Linked DNA regions of Homo sapiens: region 1 is linked to region 2. Evidence: chromatin loops called from intact Hi-C (ENCODE). Cell type or tissue: OCI-LY7. All regions are shown on one strand. Each heading gives the region's core, and the rest is flanking DNA. Links, peaks and the distances in the headings are about the cores only.

What was found. Peaks named below come from ENCODE experiments on the same cell type or tissue, not always from the same donor. Only the 100,000 strongest peaks of a DNase experiment are listed, where the experiment ranks them.
Region 1: a loop joins it to region 2, with 6 times the contacts of the local background. A loop is called at or near these places in 2 of 110 quality-filtered maps.

Annotation. Positions count from the first base shown.
Region 1 is chr5:1,166,212-1,169,117 of GRCh38, forward strand. No RefSeq gene overlaps it. Among named protein-coding and RNA genes, the nearest start is that of TERLR1, 11 kb to the right of the region's middle. RefSeq lists enhancers at 1,345-1,866, 1,867-2,386. In OCI-LY7, for the core only: CTCF peaks have their summits at 1,679 (motif pointing left), 2,084 (motif pointing right) and 2,291; DNase peaks (open chromatin) are centred at 1,630 and 2,100; H3K4me3 peaks cover 867 bases.
Region 2 is chr5:1,315,072-1,317,977 of GRCh38, forward strand. It overlaps CLPTM1L (CLPTM1 like), which reads right to left. Exons shown (of 17, transcript NM_030782.5): 17 at 2,681-2,906. Among named protein-coding and RNA genes, the nearest start is that of MIR4457, 7.1 kb to the left of the region's middle. RefSeq lists enhancers at 845-1,234, 1,525-1,674. In OCI-LY7, for the core only: no CTCF peak of the experiment used is centred there; DNase peaks (open chromatin) are centred at 840, 1,400 and 2,051; H3K4me3 peaks cover 2,315 bases; H3K27ac peaks cover 2,500 bases.

The sequences.
Region 1 (2,906 bases), core at 194-2,693, 150 kb before region 2:
TAACCATCTATCCATCCTTGCACCCACTCATCTACCCATCCATCCATCTATCCACCTACTCACCCACCCACTCATCTATCCATTCATCCATCCACCCACCCACCCATCCTTTCACCCACCCTTCTATCTATCCACTTACCCACCCATCTATCCATCCATCCATCCATCCACCCATCCATCCATCTGCCCATCCACTCACCCACCTATCCATCCATTCATCCATCCATCCATCCACCCACCATTCATCCATCCATCCATCCACCTATCCACCCACCCACCCATCTATCCATCCATCCATCTATCCATCATTCCATTCACCCATAAATCCATCCATCCACCCACTCATCTGTCCATCCATCCATCCATCCATCCACCCACTCTTCAGATAGAAATCTATCCACCTACCCACCCATCTATCCATCCATCCATCCATCCATCCATCCACCCACCCAACCACCCACCTATCTACTCATCCATCCACCCATCCATCTACCCACCTATCCATCTATTCATCCATCCACCCATTCATCCATCTACCCATCCACCAATCCATCCATTCATGGTACGGGGATGTGCAGAGAATGAGATACCTTATGTGGCTGGGGACACAAAGGGAAACCTCCCAAGGTAGCAGTCCTGAGACGTCTGCCATCAGGAGGGAAGTGAGAGGCACTGAAGGGGTGTGTAGGGAACCCAGGGAAGGTCAGTCGTGGGGTGGGCAGTGCAGGGAGAAGAAGCATGGGGGAAGCACCTGCCCATCAGGTTGATGCCAGGGGTTCAGAGCAGTTAAGAAGAGCCAGGGCCGGGCGCGGTGGCTCACGCCTGTAATCCCAGCACTTTGGGAGGCCGAGGCGGGCGGATCACGAGGTCAGGAGATCGAGACCATCCTGGCTAACAAGGTGAAACCCCGTCTCTACTAAAAATACAAAAAATTAGCCGGGCGTGGTAGCGGGCGCCTGTAGTCCCAGCTACTCGGGAGGCTGAGGCAGGAGAATGGCGTGAACCCGGGAGGCGGAGCTTGCAGTGAGCTGAGATCGCGCCACTGCACTCCAGCCTGGGCGACAGAGCGAGACTCCGTCTCAAAAAAAAAAAAAAAAAAAGAAGAGCCAGAAGGTGTTCAGGCAGAGGGACCCCCAGGCTACCAGCGTCAGGAAATAAATGACACAGATTTGCAGAGAGAGGCCGTGGTCAGTCCTGCCTCCAGCTTCCTGGCCAGCCCTGCCTGCCCAGACATCTGAGTCAAAGTAGCCTCTGTCTTCTGTTGTTATTTTCAACATGTGTGCCTGCCACTTACGGTCCAGAAGGTGATGATGACAAGCACTGAAATAACCTTCTTGATCCAGGTGCTTCCTTTCTCCACAAAGGCCTCCCTCAACCTAGAAGGCTCCGTGGCTCTTTATGGCCAAGCAAAACCCTGAGTGGTTTCAGGGCTCTTGGTAGCTCCTGCCCACTCCACACACACATAATCTTAGTCCCATCCTCCCTGCTACAAATTCCTGCAAGTTTCGTACTCAGGAAATGCAGCTGGGGATGGGCACATCTGGGTACCAGGTGCTTTCAGAAGAAGCAGGTGTGGTCAGGGTGCAACTTATGGCAAAAACAGAACTTTCGGTCAAAAATGTCCTGTGCATGGTGACTGAGCACCACCTTGCGGACAAACTGCCAGTGAGCCGAGCCCTCCGGGACAGATGCTGGCAGTGGGGGAGGTGGACTCCGTGTAGACAGCTGCGTCCACCTGCATCAACACCACCCCAGAAAGCTCGGTCCTGGCCTTGCTGTTGGCCCTCGCCCAGGGGTAATATTGGCCTGGCCATCTCTGTCCCAGGCATGCTTTGCCTGCTCCAGAACCCCACAGGACAGGGCCCCCGGCTTCCCGTCTCCTCGCCCACCGTGCTCCTGACATTGCGTCCACAGCTCCGTCCACAGCCCCTGCCCCTGGTGCTGAGCAGCACTCCATGGCACAGATGTGCCACAGCTGCCAGTCACGCTCCTGAGCCTGGACTCTGTGTCATCTCCAGTTTGGCGCAATTACAATATTGAAACACAGCGGCCACGAACCTTCCTGTGCCTGCATGTGGGCAGATGTCTGCGTCCATTTCTCTCTGGTAAACACCAGGGGGAGCCGCTGGGTCACAGAGTAGAAGGATGTTGCATTTCCTGAAAAAGTGCCACACTCTTCCAAATGCCTGTGCCCTTTCCCACGCGTGGGGCCCCTGCCCATTTCGTAAGGCAGATCCGCCTCCATGCCGCACTGCCTCCTCCGTATTTTTGGCATTCGGTTGCTGAAATAGAACAACAGCCATCTCTGCTCAGCACTGTCCATTCTAGGAACCTGCAAGCATTTCATATACATGATGCTATTTTGGCAGAATCCTTAAAAACACAAGTGTTACTACGATGGACAGATGAGTAAACTGAGGCATAGAGCAAGAGATAACTTGCCTGTTTCTGCTTGTTGGTGTTGAGCTCAGTTGCCCCAACCCCCATCAGGCTGGCCCTGACACAGAGGCCTTGGTCTCCCTCAAAAACCATGATTCTCAAGGTCATAAAGATCCCAACACACGCCCCATCACAGGACCCCACCGCACAACTTCCTGAAATGACCACCCCCCAGCCACCGCCCAGAGGCCCCGTGTGCAGCCCTGACCACCAGGCCGGCCCACTTACAACACACAGGATCTATTTCTAGGGACCCAGGGCCTTAGGCTGTTGCGTCAGCCCAGAGATGGTGCGTGGCGAAGCTCCCAGTGCAATGAGAAATTGTGGTCTTGATTTGTATCCAACCAGACGTTTAATATCCGAGACCGTGCCCTGTGGTATGATGGTTGGCGGCAGGCGCTCTGGAGCCTAGTTGGCTTGAGGCCTAACTGCTGCTCTGGCAACGGTGCCCAATTTTCTCAAAAGTG
Region 2 (2,906 bases), core at 179-2,678:
TGGCTTTCTAATAAACTCTGGTCTAAAGAAAATCTCTTCTATAAAATGAGTGGCCAGTGCCAAGGGGTAGAGACAGAAGCTCCTTCTGGACACTGGCTGCTCCAGTAGAGCCCATCCTGCCCAGGTACGGAGCCCACCAGCTGCGATCAGGACACTGCAGTTCCACCGTGGGGGACCCCGGGCCCTCACCTTGTCAGTCCTCTGTTTCAGCTTCGAGGGCTTTGACACAGTCTAAAATCCACAGGTACTTAGCGCATTTCTAAGTCCCACCTCATGATCAATCATAAGACAGGGCTTTGATGGTATGCAGAAATATCAATGAAATCCAAGAGGAAAACAGAACTAAACTCATCGGGATGAATGACAGATAAACCCTTTAAGCATGTTTCAAGTCGCCCAGGTGGAGCCTCTGTTGGTCAGTGAAGCTTCAGGGTTCCCATGAGATGGATCTGCATGAGGCTCAGTCCTCTCTTGAAACACTGCCCATTTGCAGGAGCGCCGGCCCACAGGGCAGAAGTCAGACTGTCAGAGCAAGTGCCGGTCCTGAAGCTGGAAGGACTTTCAAGGCTCATTCCCCAAACTCATTTTTTTTTAAACCTCTGCTCATCTTAAAGAAAGGAGAGGCAGGCGCCCCAGAAACCTCTCAGGAGTAACTGACACACGTGACTTGCGGTGTCTTCAAAGGAACACTCTGCAACTTGCTACTGTTTAAACAGAGCAAGACTAACAGTCACCAGCAGCTGGTTCACGCATTAAGGCCCTTTGCAGGTGAAAGAAAACGGCACTGGAGGGCCGACTGCAGAAGCAGACGCAGTGCACGGTGGACATCTGCCCCTTTTGGGGGCCTGCCACGGTGCTTCCTGAAAACTCAGGTTAAGCTGACTCTGCTGTCAGGCTGATGAGGCGCCTGCACCCACCTTTGCTCAGCACGCCAGCCCAAATGGAAGAGCAGGTGCTATGACAAAAATCAGTTCTTGTAGCAACTATTTTTGATACTGAAACTGAAAAGCGAGAGCAGCAAAGCTATCCACGGAGCTCCTGACAGTTAGGCCCGGCTTTGGCTGCTGATGCAGGGGCCGAATGACGCTATTTCTGCAGCAGCCGGCCGCAGGCGCTGACCCACCGCGGGATGTGCCCCAGGAGGCAGAAGAAACGCTGGGAACCGCACCTAACCTTGCCAGCATCCCCCAGGCAAAGCCAGGCACTTTGAGTTCATCGGTGGAGTTGGGCGATACTCCTTTCCCGTTTGTGTGCTTAGCTGCTGCCAACAGGATGTGCTGGGTGAAGCCTTACAGAACACAGCCAGTTGTGTTTTATAAAGCAAGGCTCCCCTCCCCCAAAGACAAATAAAACCACAGGTGTGGAAGGGACACCCTCCACCGCACCCCGCCCTAGTAATCTGACACCGCAGGCAAAGGCACGGCCTGTGTGGGTAAGATCCATTGTAAACGTTTAAAACTTCCTGTTCCCTGATGCCTCAACTTCCCCGCAGACCGACGCACCTGTGATGGGCAGGGCCGTGTGACCTCGTGACCTTCACATACACCAATGAAGACCCTCACGCCTTCTGCTGTCTTTCCCCCACTGCTGACTTGCCTGCGGGCCCCCACTATCTGCCCTGCCTCTGGAGCCGCCTCCCGTGTGCCCCCCCAGGCCCCTTAAGGTGCTGTGCGTCCCATCTGGAACCGGCAGTTCACCCGCTCTCCCAGCCACCCTTCCAGACCCCACTTACAACACACGACTAAGTAACACAGTACAGGCCGTGTATTCGTATTTGTTTTCCTGTGCCAACTCATCTGGTATCTTCGTATTTTAATGAATAAAACTGAAAGATGACAACTTGAAGCCCCAGTGCATTCCTCTCAAATCGAGTGAAGTTTACAACACCTTAATTATAAAAGATTTATCTGATCCAGAAGAAAGCAGAGTGTACAGAAACTTCACTGTCATCTGCGAATGGACTGAGAGCATCTGGATTTGGTTCTCAGCCTGAATGAGCATCCTGGAATGGTGTGTCTCGTCCATTTACGTGGAGACACATGGAACAGGCCTGCAGGCTTGGGGCTCTGAGCAGGGCTCCCAAAGCCCCTCAGCTGCAAGGAAGCCAGGCCCATGAGAGGGGAGCCTGTTCCAGAAACACAAGAGGATGAAAGCTGTTATTGGCAAAGGAGACTTAGAGCAAGGAAATGACCAGGAATAAAAAAAGATTATATATTTAGAGGCCAGGTGTGGTGGCTCATGCCTGTACTCCCAGCACTTCAAAAGGCCAAGGCGGGTGATCACTTGAGATCAGGAGTTCGAGACCAGCCTGGACAACATGGCAAAACCACATCTCTACTAAAAATATTAATACAAAAAAGCTGGATGTGGTGGTGCACACTTGTAGTCGCAGCTACTCAGGAGGCTGAGGCAAGAAGATTGTGTGAACATGGGAGGTGGAGGCTGCTGTGAGCTGAGAACAACAAACCCCACAAAAACTAACTTCAACAAACATTAAACTTCACTACACACCGAGTCCAGCAGTTCTCCACCCATCTTTCTATTCCATTTCTCTCTCTCTGCCTCAACCTAGGGCAAGATAAGCTTGACCTGATGGGTCATGGCTCTGTACAATAGTTTAGTCTTAAACAACTAAGATGCTACGTATCTAAGAACACTCATGACTCAAAGGCTTGCAAAGGGCTCTTTAAATTTGCTCTTTTAATGCATAAATAAATCCATATCATGTATTACTTTCTGGAAAAGGGTTAAACTCAAATATCCGAAATACTTTCATTATACCAGGTCAAGAAAAATGCCACAGCCAGAAAAATTTATTTTAAAATAGAAACATACATTAAGCTTTAAAACAACCAACTCTCAAACAAAAGAGGAAAGAGCCTTTGATCCCAGAGTCCATGCGGAAT